Linked DNA regions of Homo sapiens: region 1 is linked to region 2. Evidence: read pairs that join two places in POLR2A ChIA-PET (ENCODE). Cell type or tissue: PC-9. All regions are shown on one strand. Links, peaks and the distances in the headings refer to the core of each region. The heading gives the core; the rest is flanking DNA. Region 1 has its middle 8.6 kb from the start of GUCY2D. Region 2 overlaps DNAH2 (dynein axonemal heavy chain 2).

Region 1 (16,689 bases), core at 71-2,570, 190 kb before region 2:
TGGAGAAGAAACACTGATCCCAGTCCCTTTCCTTACAATCTTCTGTTTCCAGTTCTGCCAGCTAAGTTCAAGCTCCATCCTTTGGCTGGCAAAGTCTATATCCCAGAGACCAAACCCACACCAAGCTGACACCTGCCTTTCTTCTTTCACTTCTCTTCTCTCTCTCGCCACACTTGATTCCCTGACCTCTGCTTCTCCATGCCTAGAAAACCACCCTCAGGAAGTAATGAAAAGAGCTTTGGCCTCCGACAGACCTGGGTTCCAAGTCCCTCTTGCTGATTTTTGGACCTTGGGCAATTGCTTAATCTGAGGGTTGTTGTGAAAATGAATATAATTGCCCGGATGGCAAGAATAGCTAACAATTTTAGAGAAGAGTATAATGGAAGATGCCCTATAAGATATACAAATTTATTATAAAGCAATAGCAATTATGTATTTATGTAAATATATAATATATAAAACATAGCAATTATATATCTACATAAATATATAATATATAAAACATAGCAATTATATATTTATATAATTATATGATATATAAAACAGCAATTATATAAATATATACTATAAAGCTATAGCAATTATATATTATATATTTATATAAATCCACATTATGTAGTGACAGCAATTATATATTTATATAAATATATATTATAAAGCTATGGCAATAAAGACTTCATAGTTTTGGCACAAGGATAAACAAATGGACCAATGAAATAGAATATACAGTACTGAAACAAACACAGCAAATGTGTGAAGACGTGGACATTTCTTACCAACTGGGAAAGAATAAACTTCAACAAATGGAGCTGATTAGCCATCTGGGGGGAAAATAGAATTCAATCCCTATCTCACACCATACACAAAATCTATTCCAGGTCAAAGACCTATATGTGAAAAATAAAACTTAAAAACTTTTAAATGAATCATTTTCAGACTTGGTGGCAAAGATTGGATCAGGTAAGAATCATCAGTGGATTCTAAAGCTGGGGGAAATGTTGGATGAGGAGCAGAACTTTTGCAGGGTCTGAAAGTATCTCCCTCCAGATTGCCATGAGTTGGAAGGGAGTGGGGAATAAAATAAAAAGCAGTCATTGTACAGTGGAGAAATGGGGCAATACTTTAAGCAAGTGATCAAAATTAACCATGAGGGGCAGAGAGACATTCTTTGCCTCCAGATGTGATACCCTGAGAAGGACATAATACTACACCTATGCAGTGCTGCACAATACGTCTCGGCAATGTTCCAGCATTATTTCAAATCTAATCACAAGGAAACATAAGATAAACACTAAATGAGAAACGTTCTATTTAAAAAGGTGGGGAGGACTGCATTCTTCAAAAATGTCAATGTCATAGAAGGCAAATAGAGGTTGAGGAACTGTTTCAGATTAAAGAAACCTAAAAAGACATGACAATTATATGCAACACCTGCCCTTAGTTTGGATTCTGTATCATTGGATTTTTTTAAAGTGCTATAAGGTTATAGGGCTTGAGGCCGGGCACCGTGGCTCACGCCTATAATCCCAGCACTTTGGGAGGCCGAGGCAGGCGGATCACTTGAGGTCAGGAGTTTGAGACCAGCCTGGCCAACATGGTGAAGTCCCGTCTCTACTAAAAATACAAAAATTAGCCGCGGGTGGTGGAGTGCACCTGTAATCCCAGCTGCTCAGGAGGCTGAGGCAAGAGAATCACCTGAACCTGGGAAGCAGAGTTTGCAGTGAGCCAATATCGCGCCACTGCACTCCAGCCTAAGCAACAAAGTGAGACTCCATCTCAAAAAACAAAAAAAGAAAAGAAAAATGGTTATAGGGCGGCATGGGGTTATAAAAATGCTATAAAGAACATCAACATTAACAAAAAAATTGGCAATTGACAAAATTGGAATATCACAGGAGATTCAAAAGAGTATAAAGTTATAAAGTTAATAATGGTAGTGTAGTTATGTTAGACTATCCCTGTTCATAGGAAATACACACTGAAGTATTTAATGGTAAAGCATCATGTATATAACTGACCCTCAAGCAGTCCAGAAAAAATATATATTAGATATGATATATGGTATGTTTTATATATTATCTATTTCAAATGATAAACAAATAGGGTAAAATGCTAACAATAGGTGAATCTGGGTAAACAGCCTGTGAGTGTTCTTTGCATATTTTTTATTTTTGCAACATTTTTTAAGTTTGAAATTATTTCCAAATAAAGTTAATTAAAAATTTTAGATTATAGAATTCAAAGAAAGTAGATCTGCTCTGAAGAACAAAGAAAAAAAATAAGAAAATAGAAAAATTTAAAAAGAGCAGAAATTTTTAAGAGAAAAAAAGACATAGATTGAAAAGACATCTTTATCAATTCAGGGTAGGAATGGATTTATTAAGCAAGACACATAGGCTGGGCATGGTGGCTCATGCCTGTAATCCCAGCACTTTGGGAGGCAGAGGCTGGCGGATCATATATATATATGGCAAAATATTAACATCTGTTAGTTTTTGGTGGTAAACAATCGCTATATGTAGGGATTTTCTGTATGCTTGAAATGTTTTCTAATTTAAATTAAAAAAAATTTGTCAACAAAAATTTAGATGTCTGACCTGTAGCAGACTTCCAAAATCCAGTAGACATCAATATTCGTTTCTACAGTGCTGTGCTTCTTACCTTCCATAAGAGTTACCTCCCCACATCTCCTGTCTTCTGACTCAACATCTCTACATGAAATTGTGGAAACTCCAGCCAACTCTTTCATTTCACACATGATGAGAATGAGGTCCAGAGACCAATTTGGTTAAATTGACAATCTCCCAATTTTCCTCTAGGGTCCATGGACAGATGGGTAATATAGATGAAGATGAAGGGGGGATTTTTAAAATCTTTTTGTCATAAAATATACCTAACATAAAATTTACCATTTTAACTTTTTTTTTTTTTTTTTTTTTGAGACAGAGTCTCACTCAGCTGCCCAGGATGGAGTGCAGTGGTGTGATCTTGGCTCACTGCAACCTCCGCCCCCCGGGTTCAAGCGATTCTCCTGCCTCAGCCTCCCGAGTAGCTGGGATTACAGGCACCCGCCACCACGCCCAGCTAATTTTTGTATTTTTAGTGGAGACGGGGTTTCACCTTGTTGGCCAGAATGGTCTCGATCTCTTGACCTCGTGATCCGCCTGCCTCAGCCTCCCAAAGTGCTGGGATTACAGGGGTGAGCCACCGCGCCCAGTCTCCCCACTTTAACATTTTTAAAGTGTACAATTCAGTGGTGTTAAGTAAATTCATATTGTTGTGCAACCATCACCACTGTCCATCTCCAGAACTTTTCCATCTTACCCAATTGAAACTCTGTGCCCATTAAATACTAGCTCCCCATTTCCCCTCCCTCCAGCCCCCAGAAACCACTGTTCTTATTTTTTTTTCCTTTTTATTTTTTAGAGACCGGGTCTTGCACTGTTGCCCAGGCTGGAGTACAATGGCACGATCTCAGCTCACTATAGCCTCAACCTCCTGGGCTCACACAATCCTCCCACCTCAGCCTCCCAAGCAGCTGGGATCACAGGCATGTGCCACTATGCCTGGCTAATTTTTTGAAATTTGGCAGAGATGAGGGTCTCACTATGTTGCCTAGGCTGGTCTCCAACTCCTGGGCTCAAGTAATCCTCCCACCTCAGCCTCCCAATGTGCTGGGATTACAGGTGTGAGCCATTGCCCCCGGCCCATCATTCTTTCTGTCTCTATGAATTTGACTACTTTAGCTACCTCACATAAGTAGAATCATAGAGTATTTGTCCTTTTGTGTCTGTTTATTTCACTTAGCATGATGTTTTCAAGGTTTATCCTATGCTGTAACGTATCAGAGGTTCATTCCTTTTTTTTTTTTTTTTTTTTTTTTTTGAGACAGAGTTTCACTCTGTCACCCCAGGCTGGAGTGCAGTGGGGCAATCTCGGTTCACTGCAACCTCAGCCTCCTGGGTTCAAAGCAATTTGCGTGCCGCAGCCTCCCGAGTAGCTGGGACTACAGACGTGCATCACCATGCCTGGCTAATTTTTGTATTTTTAGTAGAAACGGGGTTTCACCATGTTGGCCAGGCCGGTCTCAAACCCCTGACCTCAGGTGATCCTCTTGCCTTGGCCTCCGAAAGTGCTGGGATTACAGGTGTGAGCCACCAAGCCCCACCTCACTCCTTTTTAAGGTTAAATAATATTCCATTGTATGTACAGTATATACCACATTTTATTTACCCATTCATTCTTCTGTGGACACTTGGCTTGCTTCCACCTCTTGGTCTCTGAGTCCCTTCCTTCAGTTGTTTTGGGTATACACCTAGAAGTGGGATTGCTGGATCATATAATTCTTTTTTCAAATAAATATTTAATTTTATTTAATTTTATTTTTTGTGGCAGGGTTTCACTCTGTCACCCAGGCTGGAAGGCAGTGGCTTGACCTCTGCTCACTGCAGCCTCCGTCTTCCAGGTCCAAGTGATTCTCCTGCCTCAGCCTCCCGAGTAGCTGGGACTACAGGCAGGCGCCACCACACCAGGCTAATTTTTGTATTTTTGGTAGAGACGGGGTTTCACCATGTTGGCCAGGCTGGTCTCGAACTCCTGACCTCAAGCAATCCACCCACCTTGGCCTCCCAAAGTGCTGAGATTACAGGTGTGAGCCACCGTGCCTGGCCTGGATCATATAATTCTATGCTTGATTGTTTCAGGAACTGACACACTGTTTTCTGCAGAGCCTGTACCATTTTATACTCAAGGAGTGGACTATTTTAAATCCATTCTAGTCCTCACGCCAAGGTTGCACAGCCAGCCTCCTGCCACCACACTGCTTCTCACTTCCAGTGGCCCACACCAGAGCTTGTTTGTTGCTTACTGCTAAATTTCGATTCCATCTGAAAGGTACTGAAACAAAACATGCCCTCTTACATAAAGGGCGGCGCCAAATCTTAAAGTAGCAGCTGGCTGGAGTTACCAGAGGACAGAATTATATTTAAATCCAACTCCTGTACTATAAATAGCCTCAGCTGCAGGTGGCGCTCCCTCTCTGGAAGGTCTTGGTTTTGCTCTGTCTAGAGGCAAAGGGTATAAAGCTCTTTCTTCTGAGATTTTTAGTCCCTTCCCTGCCCCCCATAAAGTCACGAAATTTGGAGGAGTTGACAGAAGGAATTAGAAGTTTCTGTTTGTGGAATCACTGCAGCAGTAGATAAGGAAAAACTATTCCTTGAAGCAAAACAACTTTTGAAACCAATTTGGCCTGAATCTCACAGAAGGAAACAAGTCCTGGGGGTCTGGTCAAAAAAACAAAACAAAACAAAAAAAACAAAAAAACTTCAAGTTAGAAACACTGAATCCAAACTAGAGGGTAAAAATCAGGATTCCATTAAACTACAGTTTGTAATAGTTAAAGAATAGTGTGGAGGAAACAGAAATATATCATTTTTTCACTATTAAATGTTAAAACGGGTTGGGCACAGTGGCTCACATCTGTAATAAAGTATGCAAAAATGTGTAAGCAAAAATAAAAGACTTTTGAAGATAACCACTGTAAATAGCTTTTAAAAATGCATATATGAGAAAATAGATAACTTTTTTTTTTTTTTGACATGCAGTCTCACTGTGTCACCAGGCTGGAGTGCAGTGGTGCGATCTTGGCTCACTGCAACCTCTGCCTCCCGGGTTCAAGCAATTCTCCTGCCTCAGCCTCTCAAGTAGCTGGAACTACAGGTGTGCGCCACCACGCCCAGCTAATTTTTTTTTGTATTTTTAGTAGAGACGGGGTTTCACCATGTTGGCCAGGATGGTCTCGATCTCTTGACCTTGTGATCCACCTGCCTCGGCCTCCTAAAGTGCTGGGATTACAGGTGTGAGCCACCACGCCCAGCCGAAAATAGATAATTTTATGTACTATTTTACAATCTGCTTCCCTCCTTAAAATATTTTATATTTGTTTTATGAAAATATAATACAATTACATCGTTCAAAAATAAAATAAACAAAAAAGAATATACAGTGAAAATGCTCCCTACCACGTGTGTCCCCTGTCAGCCCACTTCCCCCAAAGGGAGAGCCACAGGTAGATTCTCATACGTTTTGTGGCGCTCCTTGGGCATACGCAAGCAATAAGAATCTATTTTCTTCTAGTCCCCTTTTTACATAAAAGATAACACTGTTCTGTACCTTGCTATTTTATTTCAACAATATCTTGGAGGTCTTGTTTCTTGTTTCATAGAGAGCTGATCATAGCTGCATAGATTCCATTGAATCGCAGAACTGTAACCTGGTTACTCTTTGCTATTGCTGCTCCGATGAATACCTTGTACAAGCCTCACTTTGCATATATCTAAGTACATCTACAGGCAAATTGCCTGTGTAAATGCACTGTAATTTGGAGAGATGTTGCCAAATTGTCCCCTCTAGGGATTATGCCAATTTACACTAGTACCAGCAATGACTTAGAGTGTCTTGTTGCCCACAGCCTGGATTCAGAGTGTGTTTTTAATTTCTCCAATTTGATATTTGAAAAAGAAAAATGGCATCCAAGGGAAAAAAAAGTATCATGGTATAGTTTAAATTTGTGTTTCTCTTCTGAGTGAGGCTGAACATATTTTCATGTTTACAGGCCTTTTGCATATCTTTTTTGAGAACTGTCTGTTTATATCTTTTGCTCACTTTTCTATTGGGTTATTGGTCTTTTTCTTATCATTTTTTAGATCTCTTTATATGTTAGGAGAATACACATTTGTAATATGATTTGAAAAAAAAATCCCAGTTGATGTGTCTACTCTTTGCTTATAATGTGAGTGTGTTTTTGCCAAGTACATTTTCAAATGCAGTCTTTTAAAATTTTTAAATGCCGTTTGGATTTTAAATCACTATCAGAAAAGCAAAGGCTACAAACACATTCTCCAATGTTTTCTTCATTCTTCAAGGACTTACAGTTTCACGTTTACATTTAAATCTGTGACCCCTTTGGAATTTATCCTGATGTGAGGAGTAAGGTGTGGATCCAATTTTATTTTCATCTGCCTGGTTCCCAGCTGTCCCATTACCATTCACTGAATAATTCATTTCTCCTCATATCATCATAAAGAACAATCCTGAATGTATCTGCATGTATTTCTGGATTTTCTGTTCTGTTCCCTTGGTCAGTCTGTCTAATATGAACCACTACTATACTACTTTCATTACTGAAGTATTATAATATTTTTAATTAATTTACAGAGCTACTCTCCGTCCTCTGCCTCATTGCTCCTCCTTTCCAGAATTTTCCTGATAATTCTTATGCATTAATTTTTTATATTGTCTTTTTAATCATCTTCCTAATTTTTAAAAAGTCATTGGCACTTTCTTTGTTATTGTGTTAAACTTATAAATTAATTTATGGAAGATTTACATTTTAGGATGTTGAGTCTTTCTGGGCAAGACTACTATTTGTTGAAGCCTACTTTTGTACCCTTCTGTAGTGTTTTTACCTTTTCTTTAAGTGAGTTTGATGTATTTCTTGTTACTCTTTTCTTTTTTATCATTGTATTTTTCTTTTCTTTTTTTTTCTTTTATTTCCAAATCCCCAGAACCTGTGAACTGTGTTAAGTTTATTAAAAAGCATTTTATCTTTTATATTGCTCTTGTAGGTCCTTTTCTTCTATTATATCTTCTAACTGGTTGTCGAGTATTAGTTTCTATTTTTCCCTTTATTACATGTCTTGGACGTTTTCCATGTTCTTAGATATAGATTTACTTCATTTTATTCAATAATGTTTCGCCATTTGAATGTAAGGATCTTGAGATGGAAAGATTATCCTGGATTATCTGGGTGGGCCCTCAATGTAATCACAAGCGTCCTTATAAGAGGGAGATTCGACACACAAAGCAAAGCAACACTGAAGCAGGATGCTGCGCTGCTGGAGGACAGGAGCCAAGGGACGCAAGAAATGTGACTCCGGGAAATGGATGGGAAATGGATTCTGCAGAGACAGCAAGGCCCCGCCAACAACCGGATTTGGGCCCAGTGAAACTGAATTCGGACTTCTGACTTCCAGAACTGTAAGAGAGTAAACGTGTGTTGTTTCAGCCACCAAGTTTGTGGTAATCCGTCACAGCAGTCAGGGCCAATGGATACGCGGGTCTTTCATCCCTTTCGTGTATGCTGCATGGTACACCTAAAAACGCAGGCTCGGCCGGGCGGGGAGGCTGTTGCCTATAATCCCAGCACTTTGAGAGGCCGAGGCGGGCGGATCACGAGGTGAAGAGATCGAGACCATCTTGGCTAACACGGTGAAATCACGTCTCTACTAAAAATACAAACAATTAGCCGGGCGTGGTGGCATGTGCCTGTAGTCCCAGCTACTGGGGAGGCTGAGGCAGGAGAATCCCTTGAACCCGGGAAGCAGAGGTTGCAGTGAGCCGACATCGTGCCACTGCACTCCAGCCTGGGCAACAAGAGCGAAACTCCATCTCAAAACGAAGACAAAACAAACAAAAAAACGCAGACTCGGGCCTGATAGGAGAGTGGGAACCACAGACTATCAGGAAGGTTCTCTTCCCAAAGAGGGTAAATCTGTCATCAAATGTATTTAATATAAAGTCCCCAATAATACAGTACATTTTAGGCTCAACTTCCAATGATGCATTCCCAGGATTTTGTGTATTTTGTTTCTTTCCTTAACAACTAGAACGCAGTCTGCCAGGTCCTTTAGCTTAAAGCCAGTGAACACCCTGTTGTAGGTAAATCTTTTCTATTTGTCTCAATTATATGAAGTCTTAATAGTTATGCTTTCAGTATTCCCATTTCTCATAAGATAAATATTCCAAAAAAATGGTAAGAAGCCTTGCTCTACAGATGAGGATGTAACCACAATGGAAAGTGAGGCTGGCTGACAGGACCACTGTGTGATCCCTCCAAATAAGTATTTATCAGCATATGTTCAAAAACCTGAAGTCACCATGGAATGTAGCTATGAGATTTTACAGTTGAATGTAGTAAAGTTAAGGAACCTGAAGAAGGTTCCACGATTGGGGATGACATCCAAGTAGCAGTGATATAGGAGGCAGGACTTGACTCCAGAGGTGGGGCTTGGACTCTGGACCAGATTGAAGACTAGCTGAAACACGGAAGAGGTGAGAACACCACTCCATAAGACACGCCCACCAGTGCCATGTCAGTTTACCATTGCCATGGCAACACCCAGAAGTTACTACCCCTTTCCATGGCAACAACTCAACAACCCAGAAGTTACCAACCTTTTTCTAGAAATTGTTGCATATCCACCCCTTGCCACCAGCTTGCCCTTGAATTCTTTCTTGGGTGAAGCCAAGAACCCTCCCTGGCTAAGCCTCAATTTTGGGGCTCACCTGCCCTGCATCAGTGGAACCAGTGACAGTCACAGAGGACAGCCTACACCAAAGCTTGCATTGGCAAATTCTGGGTCTTTCCTGTTCATCCAGGTTTTCCATGGGTCCACACAGTGGAGCTGGGCATGTAAGGTGCTCAGGGAGTGCTAGTGGAATGTTACGATGCCACATTCCAGGGAAGCTCTTGACCACCCCACAGAGCTGGGATGATCTCATTTTTAATCCAGAACAGGTACCCTGAGAGCTGCAGAAAGTTGGTGAATCACCTGTGGAGACTCAGCTGCCTCTGGACCCAACTTGGATGCAGAAGTGCTAGACCTTGAGTTGATGCCATAATGGGAAGAGCCTTGTGTTTTCATGTGGTTGGAATGTGAGTTGTGGTCAGAGGGCAGGCTGTGGCGTATTGTATTTTCTAAAGATGGCCACAACAGGCTGGGTGCAGTGGCTCATGCCTGTAATCCCAGCACTTTGGGAGGCCGAAGTGGGTGGATCACAAGGTCAGGAGATCGAGACCATCCTGGCCAACATGGTGAAATCCCATTTCTACTAAAATACAAAAAATTAGCCGGGCGTGGTGGCCTGCACCTGTAGTCCCAGCTACAGTCCTTGTCATCTAGGTTAAACTGGCTACACCCTCAGCCTGGTGTGAGCCAGGCCCTGCCAATCCATCACCTTGCCTGGTGACTGTGATGGGCTCGGGAGTGGACATCCGACCAAAAGCAGGCCAGTTAGTCAAGAGACTCAATTCTTGGCCGGGTGCAGTGGCTCATACCTGTAATCCCAGCACTTCGGGAGGCCTAGGCGGGTGGATCACCTGAGGCCAGAAGTTCAAGACCAGCCTGGTCAACATGGTGAAACTCCATCTCTACTAAAAATACAAAAAATCAGCCGGGCATTGTGGCGGGTGCCTGTAGTCCCAGCTACTCAGGAGGCTGAGGCGGGAGAATCCCTTGAACCTGGGAGGCGGAGGTTGCAGTGAGCCAAGATCCTGCCATTGCACTCCAGCCTGGACAAAGGAGTGAAACTCCGTCTCAAAAAAATAAATAAATAAATAAAAAGAGACTCAATTCTTGGATTTTTGTGGAAGCCATTAGGTAAGTGGGGTCTTTGCTGGTTGGATTTAAGTCTGGGAGGATGAAGGACAGCACTGTTGCAGCCGTTTTGCCACAATGAGGGGAGGGCCTTTGGGAGGATAAAGCCCAGCATAGAAGAGAGCAAAGCCTGAGGCCTGCGGCGTCTATGCCTGAATCCAGCTGTGCCTGAAGGTAGCGCTGTAGCTCAGGTTTCCAGTTACAAGAACCCATTCAACCTTTCTGCCTTAGCCTGGTTAGCATTGTGGTCCTACTGAACGTACCATTCAGGAGAATCACGTTTAAAAGTGGCACAAGACAAAGACATGAATCTGAATACCTTCAGACTGGGATTACAGGCACGTGCTAATTTTTGTATTTTTAGTAGAGACGGGGTTTCGCCATATTGGCCAGGCTGGTCTCGAACTCCTGACCTCAGGTGATCCACCCGCCTCGGCCTCCCAGAGTGCTCGGATTACAGCCGTGAGCCACCGCGCCCGGCCTCATTTTAGCCATTTTTAAGTGTACAGTTTAGTGGCATTAAGTACAGCCAAAATTTTTGTGTAACCATCACCACTACACCTGAAACTCTTCACCATCTCCAACAAAAGCTCTGTACCCATTAAACAACGACGGCCCCTCTAGTCTACTTTCTCCTGTATGAATTTACCTATTCTAAGTACCTCGTAGAGGTGGAATCATACAGGATTTGTCCTTCCGTATTTGGCTTATTTCACTCAGGGTAATGTTTTCAGGGTCCACCCACATTATAGCATGTGTAAGAATTTCATTCCTGTTAGAGGCTGAATAATACTCCATTGCATGGATGTACCACATTTTGGACACCAAGTTTTTTATTGTGAATGCAAGATTCTGGCATTAATGTTATTGAGGGTATTAATTTGAATATTTTAAGTACATTCTTGTACTTATAATTCGTGTACTCCATTCCGTTTGTTTGTTTGTTTGTTTGTTTTTTGTTTTTGAGACGGAGTCTCGCTCTGCCGCCCAGGCTGGAGTGCAGTGGCGCTATCTCGGCTCACTGCAAGCTCCGCCTCCCGGGTTCACGCCATTCTCCTGCCTCAGCCTCCCGAGTAGCTGGGACTACAGGCGCCCGCCACCAAGCCCGGCTCATTTTTTGTATTTTTAGTAGAGACGGGGTTTCACCGTGTTCGCCAGGATGCTCTCGATCTCTTGACCTCGTGATCCGCCCGCCTCGGCCTCCCAAAGTGCTGGGATTACAGGCGTTAGCCACCGCGCCCGGCCCGTGTACTCTATTCTTTAGCGGATTGCCCTTCTTTAACCACCTTTTTCAGGAGGCGGTAGGGCCTTACTTCGGGGTGATTGTCCGTTGACTCTTCACCCTGGGGAGTGGAGCTGGAGGCTGACGCGCTTGGAGGCTGGTGTGGGCTCCCTGGTCGTCCGCATGGATCATCTTTTGCTGCCTCCCCTCTCCTCTTCCGCCGACCCCCTCAGCTACCCCGTCTTGGTGCTAAGTGGATGCAGATGAGACAACGGGCACGTTTCCCTGCAGGGACCGGCTTAGCCGCCAGGGGGAGCCCCAAGGATAAGGCGCGAGGCGGCCGGGGCTCAGGTTGCGCAGGCACCGAGGGCACCTGGGCTCTTCCGCCCCCTGCTCTGTGAAGGCCAGGGTGCGGCAGGGCCACCCTCCCCGGAGTCTCTCTTCTTCTGGCCGCAGCGGGTAGACCGCAGAGTGGTCCGGGTGCAGCGGCGCCCGGGCAGCTGCGGAAGTGGCAGGGTTGGGGTGGCGGCTGGAGCGCCACGCGCGTTCCCTCTCCCGCTTCCGCACCCGCTTCTGCACCAGCCTCGGGCAGTCAGTCCCCCGGTGGTTTAGTGATGGAGGAAGCGAGGCGCGATCGGGCGGCGCTGGACATTCCTCAGCCCTGAAACCCTGATGCCCGGGGCCCGCTGCTTAGAGCTGGGGCTGGGCGGAGCTCTACTGGGGAGACCTTTCCACCTTCCTTTAGGGAGCCCCTCCTTTGCGCTGGGTGCTCAGCTCAGCACTGCGTGACTTTGCTCTCAACGAAGAACACATTTCCTCAAATTCCTCAGATTTTCAGTTCTGTTAGTAACATTCTCTCCAGCTTTATCATTTGCTGGAACAGATTTTTTTTTTTCCGAGACCGAGTTTCGCTCTTGTTACCCATGCTGGAGTGCAATAGCGCGATTTCGGCTCACTGCAACCTCCGCCATGCGCTAGCATGCCCGGCTAATTTTGCATTTTTTTTTTTCAGTAGAGACGAGGTTTCACCATGTTGGTCAGGCTGGTCTCGAACTCCTGACCTCAGGTGATCACCCACCTCGGCCTCCCAAAGTGCTGGGATTACAGGCGTGAGCCACCGCTCCAGGTCGGAACAGTTCATTTTTTAAACTGTCATACAATTACTTCTTTCTGATCATTTCCATGACGTGTGGGGAGAAAAGAGACAATTGTGGGGTACAATCCTTGAAACCAGAAATCAATGAAGTTATACTTGACCGGATTTTAACATTCTTCCGCATTATGGTTTTGTGTTTCCTCCTTTCTTCTTGTCTCTTTTTTGATAATTATAAACATTGATTCCTGGCTGGGCACAGTGGTTCCTGCCTGTAATCACCAGCATTTTGGGAGGCCAAGGCGGGAGGATCATTGAACCCAGGAGGTCGAGACGGCAGTGAACCTGATCACACCACTGCACTCCAGCCTGAGCAATAGAGCGAGACCCTATCTCAAAAAGAAAAAAAAAAGAGTCCTAATGATCTAGCACATTCTACATTCACTGCTTGATTCTGGGACATGTTTCGTTGGGGATTATAGTTCTGAATTACAAAGTATTACCGGAATGGGCTGTGATCAGGATTATAAATAGCAGCAATTACATGCTTTTTGAACTAGAAAAGATGTTCTAAATTGACCTAGATATATACAGACTATTGGGACACGTGGTGGATAAAAATTAAGGCCTAGTAGCTGGACTCTAAAAAACAATGTTTTCCACCAGGGGGAGCTGTAGACTATGTCTGAAGGTATTCAGATTCATGTCTTTGTCTTGTGCCACTTTTAAACGTGATTCTCCTGAATGGTACGTTCAGTGGGACCACAATACTAACCAGGCTAAGGCAGAAAGGTTGAATGGGTTCTTGTAACTGGAAACCTGAGCTACAGCGCTACCTTCAGGCACAGCTGGATTCAGGCATAGATGCCGCAGGCCTCAGGCTTTGCTCTCTTCTATGCTGGGCTTTATCCTCCCAAAGGCCCTCCCCTCATTGTGGCAAAACGGCTGCAACAGTGCTGTCCTTCATCCTCCCAGACTTAAATCCAACCAGCAAAGACCCCACTTACCTAATGGCTTCCACAAAAATCCAAGAGTCTCTTGACTAACTGGCCTGCCTTTGGTCGGATGTCCACTCCCGAGTCCATCTCAGTCACCAGGCAAGGTGATGGATTGGCAGGGCCTGGCTCACACCAGGCTGAGGGTGTAGCCAGTTTAACCTAGATGACAAGGACTGAGGGGGACAGGGAGAGGTCTAGAGGCAAAATCAGGCTCTGCTGCTGGAAGTGGGTGAATGGGTGCTGGTGCTGCCCTCAGAAAACATACAGAGAAGGAGGCCGGGTGTGGAGGCTCACACCTGTAATCTCCGCGCTTTGGGAGACTGAGGTGGGCAGATCATCTGAGGTCGGGAGTTTGAGTTCAGCCTGGACAACATGGTGAAACCCCATCTCTACTAAAAATTAGCCAGGTGTGGTGCAGGTGCCTGTAATCCCAGCTACCCAGGAGGCTGAGGCAGGAGAATCGCTTGAACCTGGGAGGCGGAGATTGCAGTGAGCTGAGATCGTGCCATTGTACTCCAGCCTGGGCGACAGAGCGAGACTCTGTCTCCAAATAGAATAAAATAAAGTAAAATAAACCGTACAGAGAAGGAGAAGGTGACAACGTAAGGCAGATGGAATGCACCATCGGGAGGTGGGGGCGCGACAAGGGATGCAGAGCATAGACTACGGGATCAGCTCCACACAGGAGAAGGGACCTCTTAGCTGGCCGTTGTGCTGGGTAGGCAGCCTGAATTAGTGACTTCAGAGGGGAGGCAGCTCTGGGAGATGACACAGTGGGGGTTTGGTCCTGTGACGTCATGGCTGAAGGAGGTAGAGGAGAAGCATGTGACACGAGGAGTTCGGGGCGCTCAGAGGCCAAGCTGATGGCTGGATTGATCTTGGGGATGGTGAAGTCACCAGAATGAGAAGACTGGGAGCTGATGGAGAAGAGGGTGTGCCCACTGCTCAGTGAATGATGGCATTCACCAGGGATGGGGGCGGGGTGGAAGAGGTGAGTGGCATGGCCCTCAAGGAACCACTGGGAATGAGGACACTGACCCCAAACCTCTCAACTCTGGGGTGTGTGGCGTCTGGGAGGAGCCTGTGAGCAGAGCCAGATCTTGAGTAAAGAAGGAGGTGGAGGGAGAATCCTGTGAATAGGATGTTAAGAATGCAGGAGAAACTGAATTAAACAGGACGGATTAAGCAGATCTATTTATCTCTTCACCCTCCCCAAACCCCACTAAAATTACAATAAAGGGATAAAAAAGGCATAAACCCACAAGGACAAGAAGAGCGGGGGAGGAAATGAGCACAGACAGGAGAACTCAGCATTCTGGAAAGCAGGGGGAGAGTGGAGAGTGATGACTGACTTGGCAGAGCAGAGGGAGCTCAAATCCAAGCGCTGGCGGGTGGGGGTGGACATCAAAAACCAGCAGAATCCGGGAAGCCTGAGGGATTGGAAATATCAGGTGTTTTGTCTATTTACTGGTAGGAAATAAAATACTCCCCAATGTTGCATGGCTTGAAGCAATGCCAGTTGTAACTTCATGATTCTGTGGACCCAGTGGCTTCACCAGGCGGCCCTGCTCCACGTGATGCTGGCCGGGGTATGGGGCTGGTAGCTGGTGTTGCTATCCTCCAGCAAGTTGGTGAGGGCTGTGAGTTGAGGACCTCTGTACTTCTCTATGTAGTGATTCCATGGCTTGGGCTTCTCAGAGCATGGTAGCATAGAAATTAGCTTTGGTTAGTTAAATCCAGTTCTTCCTTAGGGCCATTTTCCCAATACATTTGATCATCAATATCAGTATTATCACATGACCTGTTTATGTAAGATAGTTGAATCTTAGCAACAAGGTGAGTGTTAACGCTATATCACAATATGGCTGTAGATATAACCTGAAAAATAATAGTCAAAAGATAATGGCATATTACCAGAGTCTTAGACATTAACAGGGAGTCCCGTCCATCTGGAGTAATCATAGCATATGACCAGAATGTCTCCCAGAGCGATGCCACTAGGGCTTGCAGACTTCCTTTTGGCTTTGTCAGGTTTCAAAAGCAGGAGTGATCTTGGCATTAGATGGCTTCACCCTTTCAGACATCCTGTATAATTTCTTTTTTTTTTGAGATGGAGTTTTGATTCTCCTGCCTCAGCCTCCCGAGTAGCTGGGATTACAGGCACCCGCCGCCACCACACCCGTCTAATTTTTGTATTTTTAGTAGAGACGGGGTTTCACCATGTTGGCCAGGCTGATCTCGAACTCCTGACCTCAGGTGATCCACCTGCCTTGGCCTCCCAAAATGCTGGGATTACAGGCATGAGCCACCGCACCTGGCCCATCCTGTATGATTAAGCTAAGGGAAAATATAATCTCTTGCTCTGAGCCCCTCTCAAGGCATCAATGTAATATTGATGTAATATGTGATGTCCCCTCATTGTAACCCACTCATTCTTTATACTCAGCTACTATTTCTCCTTCCCTTCAGTTATATCTAAACTTTCCACTTATTTATTTATTTATTTATTTATTTTTTGAGACATGGTCTCACTCTGTCACCCAGGCTGGAGTGCAGCGATACAATCACAGCTCACTGCAACCTCAACTTCCCACGCTCAAGCCGTCCTCCTGCCTCTCAGTCTCCCAAGTAGATAGGACTACGGGTGCATGCCACCATATTCCAGTTAGTTTTAAAATAGTTTTTTGTTTATGTTTTTGGTAGAGACAAGGTCTCAAGGTGGGGTAATCTGTCTAGTGGGGGCCTTCCTTGACTCCCTCATGTTGAGTGTAAACATGAAGGCATGTAAGCCAGCCTTTTATTCCTTTATCTCCCCTGATTTTGAACAGCAAATGTTTCAAATGTCTGTTCCAGTTCCTATCAAACCATGATTTGAGGTTTAAAATGTGTTCCTTGGATGGAACACATTTCTCTGAGGATGAAAATGTGTTCCTTGGTCTG
Region 2 (2,500 bases), core at 1-2,500:
AGGGCCCAGGGCACAGTGCCTAGTTGTGAAGTTGTATTAAAAGGTACATTTGGGGGCAGGCGCGGTGGCTCACACCTGTAATCCCAGCACTTTGGGAGGCCGAGACGGGCAGATCACTTGAGGTAAGAAGTTCAAGACCAGCCTGGCCAACGTGGTGAAACCCCATCTCTACTAAAAATACAAAAATTAGCCGGGCGTGGTGGCAGACGCCTGTAATCCCAGCTACTCGGGAGGCTGAGGCAGGAGAATCACTTGAATCTGGGAGGCAGAAGTTACAGCGAGCTGGGATCGCACCACCGTGCTCCAGCCTGGGTGATAGAGCGAGACTCTCTCTCAAAAACAAAACGAAACAAAACAAAACAAAAAGGGTATATTTGGGCCAGGTGGGGTGGCTCACCCTTGTAATCCTAGCAACTTGGGAGGCCAAGGCAGGAGGATCACTTGAGCCCACGAGTTCAAGACCAGACTGGGCAACATGGTGAAACCCCGTCTCTACAAAAAATATAAAAAATTAGCCAGGAATAGTGGAGTGTGCCTGTAGGCCCAGCTACTCAGGAGGCTTGGGTGGGAGGATCACCAGAGCCCAGGAAGTCAAGGCTGCAGTGAGTCGTGATTGCGCCACTGCATTCCAGTCTGGGCGACAGAGTGAGATCCTGTCTCAAAAAAAAAAAAAAGAAAAAAAAGAAAGAAAAGAAAGAAGAAAAGGAAGGAAGGAAGGAAGGGAGGGAGGGAAGGAAGGAAAGGAAGGTACATTTCGGGGCACGGTGGCTCACACCTGTAATCCCAACAACTTGTAAGACTGAGATGGGAATTCAAGACCAAGACCAGCCTGGGCAACACAGCAAGACCCCATCTCTAAAAATAAACACATAAATGCTGCTGCTGCTTTTTTTTTTTTTTTAAGGTGCATTTGGCTCATAAACGTCACAGGCTTTGTCCGTAAAAAAGGAGAAATGTTTGTTCCCTGTCTGCTTTCTCTTTTCACTTAGGGGTTCTCAAGTGTGGGTGTGGACCCTCCACCAAAATACCTAACACTGGGTGCACTATAAATGCTTGTTTGATGAATGATGTTGTTGGCAGTGCACCCCAGAGGTCCCATTTTTCACATATGAGGAACCACTCCTAATTATTTAGCCCAGGATATGATTCATCTAGGTGAAAACCCTTTCCAAACAGATTGCCACACCTGTGATTCTTCGCTCTTGGGAAAAGACAGAGTAAAAGAGCAAAGTTTTGTGAGAGGTTGGGAGGTGGCGGTGGTAGCAGGGACGGAGCCGTGGAGGAGCAGGTGCAGAGGTGCAGAGAGAAGCCCCGTTCACCCAACCTGGGTGAGTTCCCTGCACAGAAGAGGCCTCGTGGGCAGCTTAGCTTTTGACAGTAAAGATGCCTACAGCAGGAAAAAAACGGGGATGAGCTGTGGGCAGAGAGGCGTGAAGTCAGGAAACACAGGATCTAGCCCAGCTCTGACGGTGACGAGCCAGTGAGCCCTTGATCTCCCTAGCCTCAGGCTCCTCATCTGATCTGTGGAGGTCGAACCTGGATGTTTTCCAAAGTTGGTTTTAGGTAAAACAGTTTGAAATTGTATGGCCAGCTTCAATTATATAAATATTTTAAATTTCTATATGAAGATAGCACCAACAAAGTTACAGGGCAAGCAAAGATCCAAAGATTGGAAACAGTGTCTCCCTCAAATGGGGAACAGTTAAATAAATGATGGTGTCCCTGTAGCTACCCACTGGAATATCATGCAGTGGTAAAAAGAAAGCAGAGGCTCTTTACATACTGATAAGGAACAATCTTCAACTCACAGGTAAATAAGATAGTAAGGTGCAGGCTGGGGGCAGTGGCTCATGCCTGTAATCCCAGCACTTTGAGAGGCTGAGGCTGGCAGATCACCTGAGGTCAGGAGTTTGAGACCAGCCTGGCCAACATGGCAAAACCCCGTCTCTACTAAAAATACAAAAATCAGCCGGGCGTGGTGGCGGGCACCTGTAGTCCCAGCTACTCAGGAGGCTGAGGCAGGAGAATCTCTTGAACCCAGGAGGTGGAGGTTGCAGTGAGCTGAGATTGCGCCACTGCACTCCAGCCTGGGTGACAGTAATATCGGCTGCTTTCAGAGAGGAAAGCTGGTGACTAGAGAACAGAAGGTGGGCGAGGGGAAACTTCTTATTGGATACTCCTTTGTACCTTTCACACTTCAAACCATGTAACTGTATTACCTTGGGGACAGAGTAGTATCACCTATTAAATCAATCATTTAAAAAATCAAATGATAAACTGGAAGAATTTTGAATTTTTTTGATAATGGCACTTGCCCATCATTCTGCCTGGTTCAGGAGTCACTTATGCATGCATCTTTTTTTTTTTTTTTTCTGAGACAGTCTCACTCTGTCGCCAGGCTGCATTGCAGTGGTGTGAACTTGGCTCACTGCAACCTCCACCTCCTGGGTTCAAGCGATTCTCATGCCTCAGCCTCCTGAGTAGCTGGGATTACAGGTGC

Evidence for each region. ChIA-PET counts read pairs that join two places held together with the same protein. Peaks named below come from ENCODE experiments on the same cell type or tissue, not always from the same donor. Only the 100,000 strongest peaks of a DNase experiment are listed, where the experiment ranks them.
Region 1: POLR2A ChIA-PET joins it to region 2 with 20 read pairs; 3 of 35 experiments call an interaction of 5 or more read pairs at or near these places.

Annotation. Positions count from the first base shown.
Region 1 is chr17:7,985,626-8,002,314 of GRCh38, reverse strand. No RefSeq gene overlaps it. Among named protein-coding and RNA genes, the nearest start is that of GUCY2D, 8.6 kb to the left of the region's middle. In PC-9, for the core only: no CTCF peak of the experiment used is centred there; no DNase peak of the experiment used is centred there; H3K27me3 peaks cover 199 bases.
Region 2 is chr17:7,808,242-7,810,741 of GRCh38, reverse strand. All of the region lies in intron 63 of DNAH2 (dynein axonemal heavy chain 2), which reads right to left. Among named protein-coding and RNA genes, the nearest start is that of KDM6B, 25 kb to the left of the region's middle. In PC-9, for the core only: no CTCF peak of the experiment used is centred there; DNase peaks (open chromatin) are centred at 581, 1,061 and 1,491; H3K4me3 peaks cover 789 bases; H3K27ac peaks cover 2,500 bases.